Regions from separate parts of the Mus musculus genome. Here region 2 is linked to region 1. A link is a loop called in an ENCODE intact Hi-C map of the cell type or tissue named here. Cell type or tissue: heart. All regions are shown on one strand. Links, peaks and the distances in the headings refer to the core of each region. The heading gives the core; the rest is flanking DNA.

Region 1 (6,208 bases), core at 2,170-4,669:
CATCACACACACACACTCACACAATAAAATTTGAATTCGAAGAAAAAACATTGGGCCAGGCAGTGGTGGCACACACCTTTAATCCCAGCACTTGGGAGGCAGAGGCAGGCGGATTTCTGATTTCGAGGCCAGCCTGGTCTACAGAGTGAGTTCCAGGACAGCCAGGGCTACACAGAGAAACCCTGTCTTGGGAAAAAAAAAAAAAAAAAAGGCTGTGTCGCCAGGCATGGCGGCATGGGGCCCGGCAGCCACTGCGCCTCTGCTACTTGGGAGCCGCGGACTCCCTCTGTGGTACTGTGTACAGCAAATGTTTGCCTCCCAGATGGAGAGGGAGCTCAAAGTGACCCAGGTTCTCAAAGAAGTTTCCTCGAGCCACAGCTATTCAAGTCACAGACATCTCAGGAGGCTGCGGGGCAATGTATGAAGTTAAAATCGAATCAGAAAAATTTAAAGAGGACTGTCCAGCAGCACCAGATGGTCAATCAGGCACTAAAAGAAGAGATCAAGGGCACGCGCGGCCTTCGGACAGTCACCTCTGTCCCCAAGTGCTGACAGCTGATTCCTCACGCTTAAAACATGGAGTGCACTTCACTCAGCAGTATTTTAGAAAATCCCTGCCCACCTACAAAAATATCTATTTTTTGTTCATAGACATTTCTATATTATAATTATGGGAGATATGTTGTCTATTTAGAGTTAATTAAAGTTCACAGGTGCCTCTTGCTGAGAGAAGAAGGAAGGAAGGAAGGAAGGAAGGAAGGAAGGAAGGAAGGAAGGAAGGAAGGAAGGAAGGAAGGGAGAAAAAGAGAAAGAGAAAGAGAGAGAAAGAAAGAGAAAAAGAAAGGAAGGAAGGAAGGAAGGAAGGAAGGAAGGAAGGAAGGAAGGAAGGAAGGAAGGAAAGAAAGAAAGAAAGAAAGAAAGAAAGAAAGAAAGAAAGAAAGAAAGAAAGAAAGAAAGAAAGAAAGAGAGAAAGAAAGAAAGAAAGAAAGAAAGAAAAACATTGTAAGTAGATTTATGGTGACTGGAGAGATGGATCAGGAGGTAAGTCCTGCATAAACATGAGGACCCGACTTCAACCCCTAGAACCGACATAAAACTCGAGCAGAGACACATGCCTGTAATCCCAGCACTGGAGAGGCAAAGATAGGAGGCCTGCTGGGCCTCACTGGCCGGCCAGTCTAGCCAAATCCATGAACTCCGGGTTCCGAGAGAGAGGCTGCCTCACACACAAAGAGCACTTAAGAGCACCGGTTCCTCTTCCAAGGCCTCAGGCTTGCTTCCCAGCCTCTGCATGGGTTTCACCAAGTCTGTAACTCTGATTCCACAGGGATGTGTGTGTGTGTGTGTGTGTGTGTGTGTGTGTGTGTGTGTGTGTGTGTCAAGAAGCCCTCTTCAGCCAAGAGTGGTGGCGCAAACCTTTAACCCCAGCACTTGGGAGGCAGAGGCTGGCATTTCTGAGTTCGAGGCCAGCCTGGTCTACAGAGTGAGTTCCAGGACAGCCAGGGCTATACAGAGAAACCCTGTCTTGAAAAACCAAAACAAAACAAAACAAAAAAAAAACCTAGAACTCAGTGGACCTGAGTTGCATGTCTGTAATCTCAGCATCCAGGAGGCTGAGGCAGGGCTACACAGGGAGATATTATACATACACATATATAGGTAGGTAGATAGATTTATTTATTTTTATTTATATGAGTACAGTGTCACTGTTTTCAGACACACACCAGAAGAGTTCATCGGATCCCATTACAGATGGCTGTGAGCCACCATGTGGCTCACGGGAACTGAACTCAGGACCTCTGGGAGAGCAGCCAGTGCCAATACTCTTAGCCACTGAGCCATCTCTCCAGCCCCATTCATAACATATTTTTTAAGTGTGTATTTGCAGTGTATTGTTAGATAGTGACAGGACAGGACAACTTTTTCCTCAGGCTTCCAGCACATTCTGACGCAATGTCATCTGTCAGCTCTGGAAAGGAGGGCAAAGGAGAAACAGGCTCAACCCACACAAAGGTGGCCAAACCCTGAAAGACCTTGGACCTCCAGAAACTGTGGACACAGTTCAATCCCTACAGAGGTTTGAAAAAAATTCAGACCCTGAGGCTCGCTGCAGTTTAGCATGCGAGGTGGGATACCACAAGAAAGGAAGGTCCCTCTTTCAGACACTGCAGAGTCCAGAGTTGGTCCTAATTGTTTCCCATGCCTTACAGCACACACATTCCTCCTGAATCACTCACACCACTAACAGAGGCTGATCTGAGTGTCCAGCGCCTTTAAGTGTGATTCCCCCTAATCGACTTATCACAAGTAGAAAGGCAGTAAGACTCTAAGTAGTAGTCCTCTGCCTAGGAAGGAAGGGAAATATCTGTAAGTGGTTTAAAACTCTTTAAGGTGCTTCAAGATGTTGACAAATGAATGATGAGCTTCCCAGGCTAAAAATATTGCTCCTCCTAGGTCTATCCTAATCACATTGAAACATAAGATAGCCAGAGAGCAGAGACACTTCTTCGGGAGCTGAAATCAAGGCCCGGCGGTGCACGTGATTTAGGGCTCGCTACAAAACCTTGCTACCCACTTCTGCACTTTACTAAGAGAAGAGAGACTTAAGATAAGCAGCACTGCCCTGGGGCCAAAGAGAAGGCTGAGCAGGCAAAAGGCGTTGCTGCTAAGCCTGAGGACCTGAGTTCCATCTGAGATCCACATGGCGGACGGAGGGGGGAACCGTTTCCGGCAAAGTTGTCCTCTGCCTCCCACCAGCACCATGCTGCGCACATGTACACAAAAATAAACAAAAAATCAAAAGTAAACATAACTTGCCCTCTGCCTGCCAGCACACTGGTGGTAAAACCCTCTCCACATCCCACTCCGCCTTTGGCTTAGAAACCCCTTCCGAGGCCATATCAGCACGACTTCCAGGCAGCCCAAGCATCAACAGTGGCCCTCACTGTCCCACAAGCGAAGCGGGATTTGGTTAAATCTGCAGGTGAAGAACTCGGAGGGGAGTCCTTGGCTAAGACAACCAAACCCAGCCAAGCGAGGGTTGGATCCTCAGCTAAAGCTCAGTGGCGTCTGTTATTTAAAGTACGTCCCCTTTCTACTAACGCACTGGGAGGGAAGGAGTCCTCAGAGCGGCGCCCCAACTTGAAAAGGAAAGAAAGCCCCATGGTGAATGAAGCCCCAGATGCTGGCACTTTGGGGGCTGAGGCCGTGGGAGCGGGAGTCGCCAGGCCCCTCCCGACAGGGGACAGCCGGGTACCAACGAGCCTTCCCCACCTCTCTCTCCTCCAGCAGGGCCCTGCAGCTGTGTGCTGAGGACCTAACCGGAGCCCGCCACCCTTCCTGACCAAGCCCAGAGGGCTCCGAGGGGTCGCCGAGCGGGAAGCCAGGGCCTGAGACCCGGTCGAGACCCCGACCCGGGACTGTGGTGAGAGCGGGGTCACCGGGGGAGGAGCCGGGCCGGGAGGACCGGAGAGGGGCGGGGCCCAGAGAAAACACTAAATCGGGGGTCCTCCGCTTCAAGGCGTCAGGGTCGCCGCCCCACTGCCTGCCGCGCGCCCAGCGGCGCCCCAGCCGCGACCCCTGACAGTCGCGACGGGGCAGTCCCACTCCCCTCACCTGGTTCGGCTGCTCTGCCTGCTCCGACGACGCCATCTTCCTCAGGCCTGACTAGTCGACCGCCGCTGGCCCAAGTTTCTCCCAAGAGCGCTTGCACTAGTTCTCCCGACTAGACCAAAGTAGAAGGTCCCGAGCATGTCGATGGGGGCGGGTTCCCGGCAAAAAGGATTGAGTGAGACTGGTGTCCCGGTTATCTTGCAGTTTACAGGAAAATCCATAGTTCAAATTCTTTTTAAAAAAATAGAATATCTCTTGTTGTTGTTGTTTTACATTGTTGATGTATAAACGCTGTGGTTTAGGCACATCTACTCCTAATTTTCTCCCCCTACTCTCCCCACATCACCCACCAGGTTCACCCTCTTTTTAAAATAAATTTACATGTTTGTATGTTTAGACTTGTTTGTTTTTGTTTTCTAGACAAGGCCTCACGTAATTCAAAGTAGCCTCAAACTTTCTATGTAGCCCTAGATGAACTTCTGATCCTCCTGCCTCCACCTCGAGGTGCTGAGATAACAGGCGTGCGCCACACATTTTTATTCTTGAAGTAAATCTCTCCCTATTCTCATAACATCGTGGGCACATTTAGGGACTACTTATTTAATAAACACATGAAAATGTAAGTTAAAATTTAGCCATTCGACCGGGCACTGGTGATGCACGCCTTTAATCCCAGCACTTGGGAGGCAGAAGCAGGCGGATTTCTGAGTTCGAGGCCAGCCTGGTCTATAGAGAGAGTTCCAGGACAGACAAGGCTACAACAGAGAAACCCTGTCTCGGAAAAAAAAAAAAAAAAAAAAAAAAAAGCCAAAAAAAAAAAATAGTGTAGCCATTCGGTACACTAGTATTCGTTAAGTACCTACTGTTTCTCAGAAGCGTTCATAAACTCCAACAACACTCTGCAGCTCGCTCTCTCTCTCTCTTTTTCTTTTTTTTTTTTTTTTTTTTTTTTTGGTTTTTCAAAACTCTGTCGTAGCCTTGGCTGTCCTGGAACTCACTCTGTAGACCAGGCTAGCCTCGAAAATTTGCCTGCCTCTGCCTCCCAAGTGCTGGGATTAAAGGCGATCGCCACCATGCGTTCTGCAGCTCTGTCTTAAGAAACCCATGTGTTGGGGCTGGAGAGATGGTTCAGTGGTTAAGAGCACTGACTGCTCTTCCAGAGGTCCTGAGTTCAAATCCCAGCAACCACAAATAAATAAATAAGAAATCCATGTGCACAATAGTGCTTTCTCAGGCTGCCTCTCCTCTGTATTAGAACTGACATCTCAAGATGGGGATATAGCTTAGTTGGTAACACATGCATAAAACCTGGGCTCCAGCACAATGACTACGTGGTACAGTGGTGCACAACTGTGACCACAGCACATGGGCTATATGCTGAGTTCAAGGCCAATCTAGACTATGTAAGGTTCCCGTTGGTTGGTTGGTTTGTTTTTTAAATTAAAAAAAAAAATTTATACAGGCAGAAGACTGGAACACCCAGACTTTGAGAACTGGGGACATTTGAGGAGAGAGGAGCAGTCTGTGAACCATCATTATGGTAGCTGAATTGTTAGATGTGTTGCTTTAGGTTTTTGAGACAGAGTCTCACTGTGTAGTCCAAGCTGGCTCAAATTCAAGATCCCCTGCTTCTGCCTCCAGAGTTCTGGGATTATAAGTGTACCAGTATGCCCTGCTCTTTAACCTTAATATCACCACCCGACCACCACCAACATCACTATTTTGTATGTATATGATGCTAGTCCTTGTGTGCTAAGCAAATGCTCTACCAATGACCCACACCCCCAGTGCCAATTCTTTTCATGTTAAACACTGGAGCAATAAAACAACAACAACAACAACAAACCAGACTTGTATCACAGCCAGGAGGGATGAATATATTGCCAGGCAGTAATGAATCAGCTCTGTGATTCATGGTTCCCTTTACTTTCTGACTTGCGATCTTATCATTCTTTCTTGCCAAGAGACACATTTTCTTAATTCCCATTTCTATTTATTTTCAATTCTGTAACCAGGCACCGCTCCATTCTATAAGATACTGTTGAGTGTTCCCACTGAGCAGAACAGAAAAGGTTGATCTTATAGCCAGAAGTACAAAAAAAGAAAGAGGATTCTTTTTCATTTCAAAGTTACTTTCTTATAAACCAAAGACAAGGCGATATAACAAGAGAAAAATAACCGGTTGGTCAACATCATTTCCGGTTACCTTTTTGTGTAAGAATTAAGGCATGATCATGCCAAGCAGAGTGAGCCTGTTTGAGAAATCTGCCTATCCCTCTAATCTTGATCCCTGGGAAGTCGAGATAAAGTTTATTTTTATTTCAGTCATGTGAAATCTTCACATGAATGTCTTTTGCCCACAGTCCTAGGAATCAAACTTAAAGTCTTGTTCAGGCTGGCTTGTGTTCTGGCATTTAGCTACCCCCAGTCTGTATTTTTATTTTTAGCTCAATTTGTTGGTGTCTAAAACAACTCCCTGGTCTACAGCAATGCCCTCCTGTTATTGCTATTTAGCAACCTTTTTGCGTAGTTCAGGAGAGCTGGCTGGTAGACGGCTCATCAGTTAAGAGCACTCACTGCTCTTGCAGAAAAGCCT
Region 2 (6,208 bases), core at 1,603-4,102, 67 kb after region 1:
CTTAGGGTGCTTGTGTTTCCCTGGCATGGACATGCACGAGGCTCTACAACAGGTCTCTAGCACCTGAGCCTGGGAACACAACAGGAACACAACAGGAACACAGGGCACACACACCCACCCCACCGGGACCCACAAGACTGTCAAAGATAGGCAGACATTAATAGACGACTATTGTTCAAGTGCTATTCCTCTTCACAAATCTGACTGAAATGTCCTTACGGTCCTAGAATTACGACCACCCAGGAATAGCTCCCTGTGGGCCACTACTGGCTCAGTGGGGAAAGCACTGTTGGACAAGCCCATGGCCCAAGCCTGAGGTGCTTGAGAGCCAAAGCAAAGACTGAAGAGAACTGACTCCACAGAGTCGTGCTCTGACCCCCACTTGCATGCTCCCATGACCCCACACTATAATAATAAAATAAAACCCTGGCCCAGTGGGAAGGCTCGGCAGGCAAAGGCACCTGCCATTAAGCCAGACAACCTGAGTTCTTTCCACAAACCACACGGTGGAGGTAGAGGGCCAACTCCGACAAAAAAAGTCCCCGTGACTTCCACATCCAATGTGTCATGCTTACCCCCACACAAATACTAAATATATATATATATATTTTAAATAAGGGCTGGAGAGATAGCTCAAGGGTTAAGAGCACTGGCTGGTCTTGCAGAGGACCTGAGTTCAATTCCTAGCATCCACATAGCAGCTCACAATTGCCCACTAACTCCAATTCCAAGGAGTCTGACTCTCTTCTTCTGGCCTCATCAGGCACTTCAGGTATGTGGTGCAGTTACACACTCAGGCAAACATTCATTTATATAAAATAAAATGAAAAAACAAACAAACAAACAAAAAAACAACAAAAAACCCCTCTCTACAGAGAACACAACTTGGCGGTGATGGCACGCACCTTCAATCCCAGCACTCAGGAAGCAGAGGCAGGGGGATCTCTATGAGTCTGAGCCGCCTGGTCTACAAAGTGAGTTCCAGGAAGGCCTAGGCTATACAGAGAAACCCTGTCTTGAAAAACTAAGAACAAACAAAACAAAAATACTATTCCATAAGTGCCTGTCAAGGCAACCAAGCCTGAAACACTCAAGCACTTTATCAGAACCCATCAGTCTGTACTCAGACACTGAAGACCACCATCTCAGAAGTGAGACAGTTAGAGGGATTTGCGGGCGGCATCCGAGAACCGAGCTGGCCTTACTAATTTCTCGATGAAATCATCCACGGCTTGCCCGGCCTTCACAAGCAGGATGACCCGGCGGGGCTTCTTTAGTTTGGAGACCATGTCCTTTAAGGACTGTGCACCAACCACCTTGGTGCCCTTCGCCTCGTTGGCCAAGAAGTCATCGACTTTGGAGACTGTCCTATTGAAAGCACAGACCTGGAAGGACAAAAGGCCTGTCAGAGGATCTGGCACACACATGACCCTCGGGTGGTAGATGCAGCAACAGAGAAACGTCTACTCTGTCCAAGGTCTAGCGAGAGCTGACCTGCCTTTTCTTTTTAAGTGCTAGGCAATCTCTGCAAAGTCCAGTCACAGCAGAGAGCCCAGGGAAAGGCGGTTGCCACTTGTTGCTTATCAGGTTGAGCCTGTCACTACTACCTGGGTCCTTTGTCCCTGGTAATCCTGGTGTCTAAGCCATGCTACTATTTAGAAAGAACATTCAGAGCCCACAGGCAGGAGGATCCTCTGACCCTGGACTCAGAAAGCTGAGATGAGAGGGCCCTGAGACTCCAGTGTGACAACACTGTGAGACAAGCTGCTGTCTACAAAGAAAAACAATCTCCATGTACCCCAAGTTTTCCTAGCTACAGCTTCCAAGATCTGGGTCCCTTTACATCTATGGTTTTCAACCTTCCTAACGCTGCGACCCTTTAATATAGCCCCTCGTGTTGTGATGACCCCCAATCATAAAACTATTTTCATAACTACGCAATAACTGTAATTTGCTAGTGTTATAAATCATAATGTTGAGAACCACTGCTTTTATATTTATTTCTATCCAAGGAGGCTCTTCCCTTAACTACAGAGGGAGCACGACTAAAGCAGAAATTCTTCTACAAAGACACCAAACAGTGCTTACTGAGTGATGCCTTGGGATCTCTGAAAAACAAATCACAGCTCTCAGCGGGAAGGCAACGTGTCCTCACTACTTACCACAAATCCATGATCATTCATGTTCAAAATTAAGTTCTGGCCCATGACAGCCAGTCCGATCAGTGCAATGTCAGCTCTGAAATGACAAAAAAAAAAAAAAACAATAAAGCAAACACAAAGAAAGGATATTAGTGTTACTTAGTGGCTTTTATTAGGACTGGCAGCCTGCACCCTTCTCGGCTCACACCATGCACCTAGGATCGACCGCACCCTGCACCCCACAGTTCCATGGAAGTTCCTTCTAAAGGGCGTCCGGGCACACGAAGCCACCCATGCCCTGCCCCTGGCCCTGCCCGTCGTTCCTTATGGCCTGGCCAGCACAAGGGGCGTGGGCCGTCCCCGACCCAGCGCGGCCTTCCTTCCCCGCGAGCCCGTCGCAGCCGCAAGCTCCCACGAAGGGGTGGCGGAGCTTGCGCTGGCCATGGCGGGGACCCTGAGGTGCAGGGGTCAGGGCTGCGCGAGGAGACCCAGGCGACCACCGGGGCTGAGGAGAACAGGGAGACAACTGAGCAGAGCCCCGCCATCACCACGCTCAGCCCCGGAAGTCTCCCGGGCCCGACTGCGCGTGTCGGTCACTCACTGGGCCATGGCGGAGGCAGACGAAGCAGAGTCGAGGAGGAAGAAACGCGAAGGACCGAGCGCTCCGAGGCAAGTACAGTGAAGTCCGGCTCCCGGCGCCTCGAGAGGCTTACAGAGACGCTGGCCAATCAGAAGACAGGGGTGGGCCGATGCCCCACGCTATTGGGTCTCTGCGGCGCCTGTTATACCACCTGAGGGCAAACGGACCCGCCCACCCCCGGGGCCCAGATCTGTAGAGCGCCGAGCAGTCGATGGCACCTCGAGCTGGAGAGGAGCGTTTAAAGGGCTTCTTCTAAGTGTTCTAGGAGCGTTTAAAGGGCTTCTTCTAAGTGTTCTAGCGGGACCTTGCACGATGCCTCCCGCTCGTGCGGAAGCTCGGGTCTGCAGCTCGGCGTGAAAGAGAAGACATTAAGGGCTTGGTGCAGCCCTTACCAAGCCCACTGGCGTTTTTGATCCATGGCTGCTGCTTCCCTTCACTGTCCCTCAACTCTGAGGCAGGAGTCAAGTCTGTCCTATCTGTGGGAACCTCAGTGTGTACCATTTTTGCAGGTCAAGAAACAGCGGTGCAAACTAAGACGAGACGGTCAGCAAGTAAAGAGCCAAGCGGGTGGAAGTGGAACCCACTCCGCAAAGTTGGCATCTGACCTCCACGTGCAGCAGTGGCGCGTGCGCCCACTCGCACAGAAAGAGAAAACGAAGCGGAGGAGAGGCTTGAGGGGTTTTGGGGGGGTGGTTTCATAATTATTTATTTTTTGTGTATTGGTTTGCCTGCATGTATGTCCGTGTACCTCGTGCGTGGCCGATACTCGGGGAGGCAAGACTGGAAGTGAGTTCTTCCTTGTGCTTGTAGCGGAACACAAGCACTCTTCTCTACCATTTCCTCAGCCCCACTACAGTTTCCGGCGCTGGAGGTCTGGGGTGCTGTTTCGCCCGCTGGTCAGACACTTTTAGTTTCAATTTACTTTTCCATTCAGACTCAGGTGTTGGTGCGCTGCTTTCTTTTTTCTTTTCTTTTTTTTTTTTTTTTTTTTTTTTTTTTTCGGGGGGCGGGATTTTTTCTCTGTGTAGCCCTGCCTGTCCTGGAACTCACTCAGTAGACCAGGCTAGCCTCGAACTCAGAAATCCGCCTGCCTCTGCCTCCGGAGTGCTGGGATTAAAGGCATGTACTACCACGCCTGGCTAGGTTCAGGTTCTTTCCATTGCCTACTCTCTCTCTAGGAGTGGCTATCATGTCCTTCAATGAATTCCTTTTATCTTTTGTAAGTTTTGCACACAGCACATAGACATAACGCTTGATGGTAAATGAAAAGACTGGCTTGCACCAGCTTCTTGAATTTTTTTCCCTCACTCCAGTACTACGAATCAAATCGTAGGTTTTGAGCATTCTAGACAAGTGCTTTGCCACTGAGCTATATCCCTTGCCTGGCCCTAAGTGACTTTCTGTTTCTCTCTGTGTCTGTATCTGTTTCTGATAAATGCCTAATGTCCCTACTCCTCCAGCCCCCTATAACCAACACACATTTATCCCAACTCTGAGCTGGTTAGACCATTATTTCCAAAACAAGGGTGGGAACAAGGGAGTACTAGGTAAGAGCTCCTGGAAGAGTCTTAAGAGTCAGCCCATTGTCTTATCAGGTACAAGGCTCGGGGGTGGACGAGCTTCCAGAAAAACCAGAAAAAAAAAAAAAAAAAAAAAGACAAGATCTCAGTCCACAGCCTTGGCTGTGGTTTTTAAATTTGCTGTGGTGTTGAATCTTGAACTTCTATATTAGTCAGGGTTCTCTAGAGTCACAGAGCTTATGGAATGTCTCTATATATTAAGGGAAATTATTGGAGTGACTTACAGTCTATAGTCCAACTAACCCAACAATGGGCAACTATGGATGGGAAGTCCAAGAATCTGGTAGTTGCTCAGTCCCACGAGGCTGGGTATTTTAGCTGGTCTTCTGTATAAGCTTGAATCCTGTGCTGGCAAGTAAAAGCAAGCAGGCAAAGAAGAGTGAACCATCCCTTTTCCCATTGTCCTTATGCAGGTCTCCAGCAGAAGCTATGTTTACCACCATGCCTGGATTTGGGACTTGCTCTGCCCCAGACTGGCCTTGAACTCAGAGATTTGCTTGCCTCTGTCTCCTGGGATTAAAGGAGACAAGGAGACACTTACCTTCCTTGCCTGGGCCTAACCTTTCTTTTCTTTCTTTCTTTCTTTCTTTCTTTCTTTCTTTCTTTTTTTTTTTTTTTTTTTTTTTGGTTTTTCGAGACAGGGTTTCTCTGTGTAGCCCTGGCTGTCCTGGAACTCACTCTGTAGACCAGGCTGGCCCGGAACTCAGAAATCTACCTGCCTCTGCCTCCCAAGTGCTGGGATTAAAGGTGTGTACCACCACACCCGGCTAGGGCCTAAGCTTTTCATGGCCACTGTGCCTCAAGATCTAAATCAAAAGCCTGTGTCTTTCAGCCTGAAGAACTGAATCACAGGTGTGCCCTCCATTTCTGGATTGTAGTTCATTCCAGATGTGGTCAAATGGACAACCAGGTATAGCTATCACAGAGTATTTTCATTTTTTTGAGACTAGGTCTTACTTTGTAGCCTAGGGTGGCAGCAGTCCTCCTGCCTCAGCTTTCCCAGTGCTGAGACAGCAGACATGTACCATCAAGTTCAGCTTTATGTTTTTACAGAATCCGCTCCGGTCTTAGCACTGTAAGTCTACAGTTGAGGCCTCCCCAATCCAGGGTCATGCAAAGGCTATGTAATTACTGTCGTTATTATTGTCCCGTGCCCCCTCCCGATTGGCTTATTTTGTGTGCTTGCCTGTATTTGGTAGTCTGACTTGCAGGAGCCAGAGCCATGTTCCCTACCATGTTGCACTGGGGATCAAACTCAGGTCACCAGGTTTGGCAGCTTTACCCACTGAGGTATGTCACCGGCCCTGGCCTTAGCTGCCGTGATTTTGGTTTTGTTTATTTCTGTGTATGTGTACAGGCAAGTGGTGCAGGCTCCTGAGAAAACCAGAAGGTGCTGGAGTTGTGGGCTGTTGTGAGCTGCCTAACAGGGCTGCTGGGATCCAAACTCCTGTCCTATGAGAGAGTAGAATGTATTCCTGGCCGCAGAACCATCTCTTCAGCCATAGTTCCTGATTTTTGTTTTGTTGTTTGTTTGTTTGTTTTTTAGGCAGCATCTTACTGTATAGCTCAGGCTGGCCTCAGATTTGCAATTTCCACCTCCACCTCCTGGAGTTACAAACTTGTGCCACAACACCCAGCTCTTTTTTTTTTTTTTTTTTTTTTTTTTTAAAGATTTATTTATTTATTATATGTAAGTACACTGTAGCTGTCTTCAGACACTCCAGAAGAGGGAGTCAGATCTTGTTACGGATGGTTGTGAGCCACCATGTGGTTGCTGGGATTTGAACTCTGGACCTTCGGAAGAGCAGTCGGGTGCTCTAACCCACTGAGCCATCTCACCAGCCCAA

Evidence for each region. Hi-C counts contacts between places; a loop is a spot of excess contacts. Peaks named below come from ENCODE experiments on the same cell type or tissue, not always from the same donor. Only the 100,000 strongest peaks of a DNase experiment are listed, where the experiment ranks them.
Region 2: it touches region 1 in a loop (6-fold over the local background); 1 of 42 quality-filtered maps calls a loop at or near these places.

The regions. Positions count from the first base shown.
Region 1 is chr4:149,096,157-149,102,364 of GRCm38, forward strand. Pex14 (peroxisomal biogenesis factor 14) reads right to left here and starts at 3,687. Exons shown (of 9, transcript NM_019781.3): 1 at 3,616-3,687. The coding sequence starts at 3,651. It overlaps Gm46722 (a long non-coding RNA gene), which reads left to right and starts at 1,831. Exons shown (of 3, transcript XR_003955172.1): 1 at 1,831-2,983; 2 at 3,289-3,424; 3 at 3,521-3,622. It also overlaps the pseudogene Gm9506. In heart, for the core only: no CTCF peak of the experiment used is centred there; a DNase peak (open chromatin) is centred at 3,665; H3K4me3 peaks cover 2,058 bases; H3K27ac peaks cover 1,702 bases.
Region 2 is chr4:149,163,845-149,170,052 of GRCm38, forward strand. It overlaps Pgd (phosphogluconate dehydrogenase), which reads right to left and starts at 2,861. Exons shown (of 13, transcript NM_001081274.2): 1 at 2,743-2,861; 2 at 2,163-2,238; 3 at 1,206-1,385. The coding sequence starts at 2,750. In heart, for the core only: no CTCF peak of the experiment used is centred there; a DNase peak (open chromatin) is centred at 2,887; H3K4me3 peaks cover 2,500 bases; H3K27ac peaks cover 1,548 bases.